Linked DNA regions of Homo sapiens: region 1 is linked to region 2. Evidence: chromatin contacts called from ENCODE Hi-C data. All regions are on one chromosome and are shown on one strand. Each heading gives the region's core, a stretch centred on a gene start or an enhancer-like site at or near the end of the contact. The rest is flanking DNA. Distances are from core to core; before and after follow the strand shown. Region 1 holds the start of DEPDC1 (DEP domain containing 1). Region 2 has its middle 100 kb from the start of RPE65.

Evidence for each region. A loop is a pair of places that touch in the nucleus more often than their neighbours do. Pooled maps may share reads with other maps.
Region 1: a map with no recorded cell type shows a loop between it and region 2 (5-fold over the local background). The contact joins the promoter of DEPDC1 here to the enhancer-like site in region 2. A Hi-C loop is called at or near these places in 2 of 37 single-sample maps with no recorded cell type and 5 of 50 pooled maps.

What each region holds. Positions count from the first base shown.
Region 1 is chr1:68,492,580-68,498,909 of GRCh38, reverse strand. DEPDC1 (DEP domain containing 1) reads left to right here and starts at 1,828. Exons shown (of 12, transcript NM_001114120.3): 1 at 1,828-1,958; 2 at 4,215-4,480. The coding sequence starts at 1,911. It overlaps DEPDC1-AS1 (DEPDC1 antisense RNA 1), which reads right to left and starts at 2,234. Exons shown (of 3, transcript NR_110671.1): 1 at 2,139-2,234. RefSeq lists enhancers at 1,928-1,987, 2,098-2,147.
Region 2 is chr1:68,345,210-68,351,340 of GRCh38, reverse strand. No RefSeq gene overlaps it. Among named protein-coding and RNA genes, the nearest start is that of RPE65, 100 kb to the left of the region's middle. Within about 2 kb of position 3,765, at least 3 of the 41 ENCODE cell types and tissues checked have a DNase peak (open chromatin) inside an H3K27ac peak, as active enhancers do.

The DNA.
Region 1 (6,330 bases), core at 579-3,078, 150 kb before region 2:
AGTCTTCAGAGATACAGCCTCCTCCAACCCTACACATTTACCCTGTACTCTCCCTCCCATGACAAACACACACACACACACATACATACACATATATACATACACCCCAATCAGGATTTGGGGAATCCCAGGAATCAGCATTTTAACAGGTATTGCAGGAAATTCTAAAACATGTAGTTTTTAACCCACTCTGAGAAATTCTAATGTAGGAGAATTAGGAAAAGGATGATAAAGTGACTCTCGCAGAATTGGTAATGAGAGGAAATAAAATGACTTCCAAGATTTAAACTATGCAATCAATGAATAATTGTTAAGAGCAAAGGTATGTAAAGTTACCTTAAAGAAACTCAGACCACTCACATTTAACAAAAACCTAACTTTTAAATATTTTATCATCTAAAGACACTATAAATGTGAAAGTGGATGGTGCAGAGTGAATCCACAGCCACAGTGGATTATTAAGGTACTATTAAGCTGTGGCTACCTATATCAAAGGCTGTATGTGAGATGATTTTCAACTTGGGGAGCTGGGCAAAAATAAATTTTGGCTTCCACAGTCTCATCTCCATTTCCTTCTGAAAGGAAAAAGAAAAGAAAAACGAAAATCCTGGGACAATGTATCATAAAGCCAGGTAAGAAACAGTTAACATTATTTTGTAACATCAATCATTTTACTTTTCCTTAACATAAGTGGAAAATTGAGTAGATTGTTCCTGTTTACCAAGTATGTTTTTGAAAATTCCTACCCACTGGTCCTGGTAGAAAATAGATGTGCTTCTGCCCAAATTAAGGAAAACTCCACAGACCTACACTACCACTCCCTGAACATTTTTCTTTATCTCTTCTTTTTACTGCATCCTATCCTCTTAAACTGCTATTTAATTTCCAAGTGAATTCTTCCACAGCTTCAAATCACTCAAGCAATCTCCCACTTTACTAAGGGATTCTTAGCATCAGATAGTTTCAGACTGGTGACAGGGTATTTATTAAAAGCATGAAGTCTGTGCTTTGCCAAGGAGACCTAAGACTGAGTAAGTCTCTTCAACTCTCGGAATGTAGTTTTTGTCATTTGAAAATTGACTTCTGTTGAAGATTTATTTTCTAAGATCCTAGTGAAATTTTAAGTGTATAATCACGATCCAAACATAACCAACATTCTTATACAGTGGTAGAGTTTAAGGGAAGCAATTTGACAAGTTGTACACAACCTTTCCCAAGCCCCACATTGTATGTACTTAAGAAAGACTACCTATAATCCATTTTATTACCCAACTGGGGGGTTCTGAATGATCCATTTTACTGCACAATTAGGGGGTTCTGAACCTAGATTTTAGCACTTCAGAGAATCATGGCACCTGCTGAGAGAGAGGATAGGCAGCAGAGAGAGAAACTGCGACACATATCCATCAGGTTGCTTTGCCTTCTAAGCTAACTGCTGAAGATCCTGTAGGGCCAGGCAGAAAAACCGTATTTTCTTGTCTTTTCAAATTTCAAATTCCCTTAAACCAAAGGCTGGACTCCAAATAATTTCGTTTGGAACTAAAGAGCTCATCCCCTCTGAGCACGAAAACAGGACTCTGTGACTCCGCCTCGCCGTAGACCGCAGGAGGGAGAAACAGCGCCAGGGAAACCCGAGCCTGTCCCATCGAGGCGGTCCCAGGCCAGCCCAGCCCACCCCAGCCCGCGCCAGCTACTGGAGCCCCAGGACGCAGCCGAGCGGCCCTCGCCGACTCCTTCCCGAGCCTGGCTGTGGCGTCACGTGACCCGCGGCGCGGCCAATCCGCGCAGCCCTCTATGCTATTCAAATCGGCGGCGGGGCCAACGGTTGTGCCGAGACTCGCCACTGCCGCGGCCGCTGGGCCTGAGTGTCGCCTTCGCCGCCATGGACGCCACCGGGCGCTGACAGACCTATGGAGAGTCAGGGTGTGCCTCCCGGGCCTTATCGGGCCACCAAGCTGGTAAGACAGCTCGGATAGACGGGACCGGTCAGCGGGCTGACGGCAGTCACCACTGTTCGCAGTTTTACCTCGACCGTTCGCAGTTTTACCTCGGTCGGAGGGATGAGTCCCAGGATCCCTAGGTTCAGTGAAAAGGCTGGCGAGGAGAAGTAGCGGGTATGCAACCCTTGCCAGACTCACCGCTCCCTCTATTTTGAGGGTCTGGGCCTCAGGTCCGAAAGGAAGCGCCGCGCGTAGGCCGCACCAGACTCGCTATGAGGAGCGACTCCTGTGCCTGGTGTGGCCGGCGTCCCGTGGGGGCGTCTTAGAATATTCCGATTTGGCCGCTCACCTCGCCTGATTTTCTACCCGCCTCAGAATTAGGGAACAATTGGGAATGAGGTCCAAAGCTTTGTAGGGTTAGGTGGGGGGCAAGCCCGAATGTGGCAATTTTGTTTATTGAACCCATAGAATTTAACGCAGGATGTATCGGCCGAATAGCACTAGGATAACAGCTGCCTGTTTCAAAACGGTATTTCTGAGTACCCATCAGTAACCACTGCTGGTGGTCCCTGAATTGCACGTACAGCACTCCTAACGCGTTTTGTGCAGTTGGGTCTTCGGTTCTATAGGATACTGTGGTGCTGGTTATGTGACGTTAGGTGAGTCCCCTACCTTCTGTGAGCCTGTTTCCACATTGGTAAAGGTTACTAATACATGCTTGCCTTAAGGGGTTTCCCAGGAGGATGCTGTTTTTTAAAGTGTGTTGTGATCTGCAGAATAACAAGCATTTTCCTCTTAGGAATGCCCTTCAGACGAGCATGTATTATTAGCCCTACTTTATCAGGTGCACACTGAGGCTCACAGACGTTAAATGCCCTCTAGAGTCACATCAACAGCAAGTGGCAGAGCTAGAATTCAGATCTTCCTGGTATGGCGATCTTACATGGATTCTGCTACTTAGTAAGTTATTGGCTATATTTACCAATATGAAGGATAGAATTTAGGACAGGAAGGAACCTCAATCAGTAGTCCTGCCACATTATTTAAAACCCATTAGATGAAAGTAGTATAAGCACGCTGAAAAAGAAAACATGCACTGAATGCTTACTAGTACTTCACATATATTACATCATTTTATCATTCCAATAAGCCCATTCGTTAGGTCCTTTTGTCCCTGTTTTGTGGTTAAGGAGATTGAGGCATAGAGATTGAAGATAGGCCCAAAAAGTCATAAACAATAGTGGCAGAGCTAGAGCTGGGAAACCAGCCCTACTAGTCTAACTCCAGAGCCTGTTCTTAAAGCCACTACCCTGTACTGCATCTCAGGAAAGCCGTTCTGTAATCTCCCTTAGTACAGAGTCCCTTTCTGTCATTTTTATTACTGTGTCCTCAGGCCAGTACAGAGTGAGCAGCTCAATATCAGTTTCTAGAGTCAATCACACCTGGGTTTGAATGCCTAGGTTCATCACTTAGCTGTGTGACCTTGGTCATTTTATTAATCTCTCTGCTTTATTTTCCTTATGTGAAAAATGAGAAATTAATAGTACCTATTCATAGAATTGGGGTAATTAAAGTGAAATAATGAATGTGAAGCACAGTGCTACCAACATTAATATTAATTGAGGTAAAAAACAGGGATGAATGTTTTCTCTATTGATTGTAGTTCTTCCTTATTTCCAGATTTCTTAAATAAGCTCAGGATCTTAAATAAGGATCTTAGATCAGCCAATGAAGTTCTTCTAATAAAAAAGCTATTACATAAAAATATTACTACAGCACTAGAATTAATAAAAAGAAAGCAGTGTAAGATATAATTTTTTTTTTTTTGAGACTGAGTTTTGCTCTTGTTGCCAAGGCTAGAGTGCAATGGTGCAATCTCAGCTCACCGCAACCTCCGCCTCCCAGGTTCAAGTGATTCTCCTGACTCAGCCTCCTGAGTAGCTGGGATTATAGGCATGCACCACTATGCCCAGCTAATTTTGTATTTTTAGTAGAGACGGAGTTTCTCCATATTGGTCAGGCTGGTCTCGAACTCCCGACCTCCGGTGATCCACCCGCATCGGCCTCCCAAAGTGCTGGGATTACAGGCATGAGCCACCGTGCCCGGCCAGATATAAAATTTTATATGGCACAAATAAGATGAATGATTCTTCAAGAATTTTTATGATATAATCAGATGTGAATTAAAGAATTTTCTTTACCTAATGTACTTCAAATCAATATGAGATTTAATTTTTCTTCAATTTTTTAAAAATATTTTCCTTCTTTTTACAGTGGAATGAAGTTACCACATCTTTTCGAGCAGGAATGCCTCTAAGAAAACACAGACAACACTTTAAAAAATATGGCAATTGTTTCACAGCAGGAGAAGCAGTGGATTGGCTTTATGACCTATTAAGAAATAATAGCAATTTTGGTCCTGAAGTTACAAGGCAACAGACTATCCAACTGTTGAGGAAATTTCTTAAGAATCATGTAATTGAAGATATCAAAGGGAGGTGGGGATCAGAAAATGTTGATGATAACAACCAGCTCTTCAGGTAATGAACAGATATGTAACTGTAAAACTGAATTACTGTAAAGTTTTATCTCTACTTATATTATACTTTTACTATAACAGCAGCTTCTTCAAAGAAGTTTTATTTCTTTGGAAAACTATTAATGCTGTTAGTTCAACTAAAATCATTTAGAAAAATTGTAATGTGAAAGTTAATTGCTACAAAATTTAAAGTTTTTAAGTGTTAGCATATATAATAAAGTAGGGAATTGGAAGGGAAATACTGATGTATTATCACTTCCGCATATTCTGAACACTTTATAACATTTTAAGGACATATTACTGACCTTTAGTTGCATAGTTTCTAGATTATAAGTTCACAGATCCTTCCCTTCAAACATATAATTTAATTTAAGAATACATGTAATAGGATAATAGCAAATCTTACATAATAAATAACAGACAAATAACAGGACCAGGTAAAGTGGCTCATGCCTGTAATCCCAGCACTTTGGGAGGCTGAGGTGGGCGGATCAACTTGAAGCTAGGAGTTTGAGACCAGCCTGGCTAACATGGTGAAACCCCGTCTCTACTAAAAATACAAAAAATGAGTTGGGTGTAGTAGCACACACCTGAGACTGAGGCACGAGAACTGCTTGAGCCTGGGAGGTGGAGGTTGCAGTGAGCTGAGATTGCACCACTGCACTCCAGCTTGGGCGACAGAGCAAGACTATCTCAAAAAATAACAATGATAACAGAAGAAATATACCACAGGTTAAAGAGAATATTTATTAAGCAGTTAAGATATAACAGAAACTCTGTTTGATGATTTACATATGTGTTCTTACTTAATTGCTATAGTAGCCAAGCAGGGTAGGTATTAACCCCTTTTAACAGATGGGGAAACTGAGACCATGCTTCAACAAATCTTGTTCTGTCTGCCTGAAATGTTTTTCCACCGTGAGACACTGTACACATTTGTCAGGCTAGTAAACTTATACATTTCTTTTAATCTCAGCTCCTTTATAGCCTCTTCTGTGGAGCTTTTCTGATTCCCACAGGTCAGCATAATTGCTTTTTCTCTTATGACCTACGGTTCTTTGTTATGTATCCATTAAACTAGGCCTGTGGAATCTAATGCCCATGCTTTTTTTTTCCTACAACATTAGGTACTTTTCAAATGAAATGTCTAAGAATTTATTGTTTCCTATGTACCAAAAATGATTTATGTCATACAAGTAAACTACAATAACAATCATATGAATAATCCATTTTGTATAGCACTCTACAAATCTTCCCTCTCTTAACTACTCCCCAGTTATCTTTGTGGGCTCCTTTACTGCTGCTCATCCTTTAACTCTCCCATCTTCAAGTTCCTGCCCTTGTCCTTACTTCACCTTCTCCCTAGGCAATCTCATGCCATGTCTTCGCCTACTTTTCTTAAGACTTTCAGGCCTCTCCTGAAATATCTTTCCTGAGCTTTCGGCCCATGTTTTTTCATCTGCCTCCTGGAAAGGCACTTCAAATAAACCATATAGAAAAATGACTATCACCCTCTAACCTAAGTTTTGTCTTCTTAGGTTTCCTATCTGAATAAATTGCATTGCCTTCCCTATAGTTGCCTTGATTCTTTCCCTTTCTTGTCCTTTAAATATGATTTAGTCTATTGTGCTCCCTAAGTAGTTCTCTGATCTGTACACATCTCTCTCCAAGATGAATCTTCTTTTTGTTAGGCTATAATTCTTACCTGGATTTCTCTTTATTTGTTTTGCTTTTGTTTTACCTGGATTTCTGCATAAATCCTCAACTAGTCTCTCTGCCCCTAGTCTTTTCTGCCTCCTGGGTTCAAGCTATCCTCCCACCTCAGCCTCCAAAGTAGTGGGGACTACAGGC
Region 2 (6,131 bases), core at 2,516-5,015:
CTCCAAAATGTCCTAGATCAAGTTCAATGAAGAACTTGCCAGAGTGGGACCAAAGGAAAAAATCAGAGTAAACTAAGAACAGTTCGTCTTCCCTACCTCCATTCTCTTGCTAGGAGAAAGGTAAAATTAAGATGAGCTAAAGAACAGGAAGAGATCTTTTGGGGTCAGATTCAAGTTCCTGGATGTGAAGAGCATGTTGCATGAACCCTGACTCCTGGTTTGGGGGAATCCATTAGACAGCCATACTACAGTGGTACAGTGGCACCACAGGAACAGGAGACTGGCATCTTGCTTACCAGCTTCTGGTCTGCTTAGTCTCAGGGTTTCCTAACAAAACTTAGGGAAAAGCATTTTGGAAGGAAGGGATGGGTATTGGCAGAAGAGGGCAAGGCTTAGCCGCAAAGCTACTCTCGCCACATACACACCATGTCTCCTGAGAGGTATAAACAATTGGATCACAATAGGGACATCAAAAGATGGGTAGGGATGGAAGGGAAGGCTTGTGCCAAATCGACCGCATGCATCAGAGGCACATGCATGGGAGTTGTAAGTAAGATGGCTTCAGATGGAAGATGCATCGTAAAACTTCACAGAAACCGCAGATGCCTAGACAGTGGCTCAGGGCCATGTTCATCACCATCCAAATCTATAGGTCCCCCACATCAGGAGATATTGATGAAATTGATGGATGGTGATGATCAGCTTTGGAATGTGCAGCAAACTAGCCATCACCAACATACAGGTAGCCAAAAGAAACCTGCTTCCCTAACACCAAATCTACTTTCCTCCCTCCAGATACAGTGAAAGGAGAGAGGAAAACATTCCACATCCTTTTCTTCCATAAGTAGCTCCCAAGTGAATGTGTGTGTCAGTTCAGATCCTCCTGGAAGCAGATACCAAGGCAGAATTAGATCTGCAAATGATGAATTGGGGTAAATGACTATGAATAATAAAGGAAAAGGAACAGGAGTAGGAGGGAAGGGGCTTCAGACCATGATGCTCATCTGCGACCTATGAAAAGAAAGAGGAAGGGAAGAAAAGTGGTAAGGCAAAGCTCCAGACTGTGATGCAGATCTGAGAGTCTTGACCAGGTCAACAAGGCACCCCAGAGCAAAGTTATCCCATTAGAGGAATCCCATTTTGGACAAGAATGGCTAAGCTCTAGTACCCCTGCCATGCTCAGTTACTGTCTGAGAGCAGCCCAGAGACCATATAGCCTCATCACGCTCACTTCAATGGACCCCAAACCTGCAGCATCTAGAGGCTGTCAACTGACTCTTCTCTTTGCAGAGTGTTCCCACTTCAAGGAAAATAACAGCAGCATACACCAATAGCTGCCACAGGATCTGTTCAGTTTATCCTGGGATGGCTGTATAGGCTTCAAACTTTGACATTAGAGTGAAATTATAAGGATTTTTCTCCAAGCCAGGGTTAATAATAAGATCAGTCACAACCTATTCCCATTCAGCAAGTTATAGAAAATAATAGAATGCCTGGTTCATCTGTTCTACGTCAATCGATTTTCACATTCACGTCCTCCTGCCTCTTTCGCATTCCTACCATTCAACCACGTTTGTCCCATCAACACCCACTCTGGGAATCAAGACCTCTTTCAGACAGACAGCAATGCAGATAAATTATCATTTGGACATTGCTTTTCGTAGTTGAAAAAATGCTTTGTGAATTCTTTTGACTGGTTTCTGTCTTAACTATCTCATTCATGTTAAAAGAATAAAAATGTAGTCAAGAAACAGATATCACCCCTAGTTTGTGATAGATCCCAAACCAAGCACACAGTGATATGAATTCTGGAATACTGTTATTTGACTTAATCATGGAGGCCAGACGAGGTTTAATCAAAAAAATGGCCCAAAGTTGAGATCTGAAAAGGGGAAGAAAGATCATTCCGGGCAGAAGAATCAACTTATGCAGTGGCCCTCAGTGACTTTAGAGTGTAGACTTTAGTGTCACTGAGATGAAGGAGATGGGTGAGAGTCAAACTTTCTTAGGAGTTTTCATTATTCTAAGAGTAACTTTGGGGTTTTAATAGGAGGACTGGAATAAAGGGACATTATATGGTCAGATTTGTACTTTGAAAAAAATCCCTCTGGATGAAGAATGGAAAACAGATGGGAGAATGGATGAGGAGCTCAGAGAAGGTTAGGTGTAATATTATTTTAGTAGTAGTAGCAGTTCAAGTGAGAGATGTGGCTATCTTGAACTAGAGTGTGGATATGGAATAAAAATTAGATCATTTCAAAATATGATTAAATGACAAAATATCCAAAATTCAGTGGTGAATTAGATATGGAAACTGAAAAATTAAGGTGTCAAGATAACTCCTAAATTTCTAGTTGGCACAACTGGATGGATGATAATTGCAATCACTAAAATAATAAATACCAAGAGAGAATCAAGTTGGAACAAGGCTATAAGTTCAGAATTGAACAGTTTACCAGTTAGGAATCTTTTAGTTGAAAGTGATTAAAAAGCCCAACTCAATCTAGCTTAAACAAAGAAGGGAAGTTATTGGCTAATGTAATTGTAAAATATACAAAAAGGGCTGACTTCAGCAGTGGCCTCATTCTGGAATAAAATGATGCCTCCAGGAGCCATTCCTTAGTTCTGTGTCCAGAGTTGGTTCCTGTTGGTGGGTTCATGGTCTCACTGACTTCAAGAATGAAGTTGCGGACCTTCACGGTGAGTGTTACAGCTCTTAAAGATGACACAGACCCAAAGAGTGAGCAGCAGCAAGATTTATTGTGAAGAGCGAAAGAACAAAGCTTCTACAGCATGGAAGGGGACCCGAACAGGTTGTTGCTGCTGGCTGGGGTGACCAGCTTTTATTCCCTTATTGGCCCCGCCCATGTTCCATTTCTGTCCTATCAGAGTGCCCTTTTTTCAATACTCCCTGCATTTGGCTACTTTTAGGATCTTGCTGATCGGTGCATTTTACAGAGTGTTGATTGGTGCATTTTACAGAGTGCTGATTGTTGCATTTTACAATCCTCTTGCTAGCTACAGAGCACGGATTGGTGCATTTTACAATCCTCTTGCTAGCTACAGAACACTGTTTGGTATGTTTTTACAGAGCGCTGATTGATGCATTTTACAATCCCCTTGCGAGCTACAGAGTGCTGATTGGTGCATTTTACAATTCTAGCTACAGAGTGCTGATTGGTGCGTTTTACAATCCTCTTGTAAGACAGGAATGTTCTCCAAGTTACCAACCCAAATGTCCATCAATGATACACTGGATTAACAAAATGTAGCACATATACACCATGGAATACTATGCAGCCATAAAAAAGGATGAGTTCATGTCCTTTGTAGGGACATGGATGTAGCTGGAAATCATCATTCTGAGCAAACTATCACAAGGACAAAACTAAACACCGCATGTTCTCACTCATAGGTGGGAATTGAACAATGAGAACACTTGGACACAGGGTGGGGAACATCACACACCGGGGCCTGTTGTGGGGTGGGGGGAGGGGGAAGGGATAGCATTAGGAGATATACCTAATGTAAATGACGAGTTAATAGGTGCAGCACACCAACATGGCACATGTATACATATGTAACAAATCTGCACATTGTGCACATGTACTCTAGAACTTAAAGTATAATAATAATAATTTTTTTAAAAGTTCTCCAAGTCCCCACTTGGCCCAGGAAGTCCAGCTGGCTTCACTTCTCAGTTCTACTTCCTCTATGTTGGTTGCATTCTCAGACTTTGCAAGGTGGCTTCCGGTGGCAGCAGGCTCACATCATCACAAGAACTAGTTCAGTGAAAGAGGAAAGTCTCTTCTCAAAATGTCAAACAAAAAAATGCAAAACCAAATATCCTCAGCATTTATAGTCTCAATTTGGGTATATGCTCAATCCTGAACTATTCACTGTGGTGATGAAATATGCTAATTATACCCCGGACCCTGAACTTAAGGCATTTTCAAAAAGAAGTTTATGGATGAGGGCTGGGCGCAGTGGCTCACACCTGTAATCCCAGCACTTTGGGAGGTTAAGGCAGGCGGATCACGAGGTCAGGAGTTCGAGACCAGCCTGGCCAACATGGTGAAATCCCGTCTCTACTAAAAATATATATATACAAAAATTAGCCGGGCGCAGTGGCAGGCACCTGTAATCCCAGTTACTCGGGAGGCTGAGGCAGGAGAAGTGCTTGAGCCCGAGAGCAGGAGGTTGCAGTGAGCCGAGACCACACCATTGCACTCCAGCCTGGGTGACAGAGCGAGACCCTGTCTAAAAAAAAAAAAAAAAAAAAAAAAAAAAAAAAAAAAAGAAAAAGAAAAAAAAAAGTTTATGGATGAAAGTGGAGGAGGATTACATATCCCAACAAAGAATCAGCTACCATTGCCACAAAAAGGATAAATGGATATTGGGCAGCAAAAACAACATAAAATTATCTCTTACAGCTGAACACAATTTCTGAGATTAACAACAGGCTCAATGTGGTGGACATTTAAGAAGATGAAATCCTCATTGATAAAGATGGGGTACTTGAAATGAGCTCCGAGCACTGGCAGAGGTCAAGACTATGGGCTACCAGTAACAACCTGCTTGACACAAAAACACAGACTGCATGGGGCAAAAGCAACATCAGACACATTCAAGAAAATCTGTTTTCTCATGAAGGTTCTCTGGAAAGTCCAACAGATGAATTGCTATAAAACAATCAGAATTGATTTTTTTTTTTTACTTATATTTCATTCACATTACATGATGTGGATTGAGTTAGTCTTAGTTTTTTCATTGTGTTACGGACTCCTCCAGGTATTAATAGAGATATGTAATGACTCTGGCATCTATATGCAGCCTTCTTTATCTCCTGGTGTTTTAGCCAGACCTATTTCTGCCTGAGAAGACTTAATGGTACACAAGAAACCTTTTGGGGGCTCTCGGTATGAATGAAAGTGAAAAATAAATTCCACTAGGGGGTGCTAAGCCTCAAAATAAAAACACAAAACAAGTATCTTTGATTTTCCCATACCTTTCAACAATCATTGAACAACTGTCTTAATCTGGATTCTCCAGAAAGCAGTGCCTGAGACAAAGTTTACGTGCTACTACTTTATTATAGGATGCAATCCCAGGAAGCAAGAGTGAGGGAAAAGGAGAGTGAGGCAGGGGAAATGTAAGAGCTGATACAAGAATACATATTACTGAGCTGGTCATCTCTTGGTATTAAAAACTACTGATTCCTTGATCTTACAGTGCCTTTCACCAACAGGCCATGTAAAAAACTGCTTCATAGAACAGTCCATCCAGACTGGCTCAGTCTTCACCCAGGAAGATATAAATTCCTCTCATATGATTAAGTTGCACATATATTGACACTAAGCATGTCCTTGAGGTCTCACACCTCAGTCTCTACAGAACAGAAGGTGAAACATATGCAGAGAGGACATAAGGCAAAGAGATGTCAGGTTGTTCTCCGGTGGAACTGATCCCACTTCATGCACAGCAGGTTGCTCCACAGCTGGGGCTGGAACAAGAGGCCAAAGACCTCAAAGATAGGTGAGAAGCACCCAAAAGGTGTTTAATACAATAAGAAATGCTCCAAATATATAATGCACAATTAAGAGGGAAGCAAAAGCCTTGCCAAAGATATCATGCCATGAAAACAGCAGTTGGAGGATGTTTGTGCTTTGACTCTAAACATTAATTATCACTTCTCATTTAACAAGACAACTAGTTGTAGGTTTCTTTTGTATTTCCTAGTTGAAAATAGATTGCTTCAGACTTGCTAGTCATCTTAGAAATTAGATTTCTTCTTTTTTTCTAAATTAATTTTGTTTACCTTTGCCAAATCAACGACATATTATAATTGGCTGAATAAACAGTGTTGTTTGTTTTAAAGAATTAGGATTTTTGTTTTTCAAGCTGATTCATTTTGAAATACTTATAACTTTTCCTGCAATATTAGAAACAGGGCCGGGTGTGGTGATTCACGCCTGTAATCCCAGCACTTTGGGAGGCCAAGGTGGGTGGATCACTTGAGGTCAGGAAGTTCAAGACCAACCTGGCCAACATGGTGAAACCCCGTCTCTACTAAAAATAAAAAAATTAGCCAGGTGTGGTTGTGGGTGCCTGTAATCCCAGCTACTCAGGAG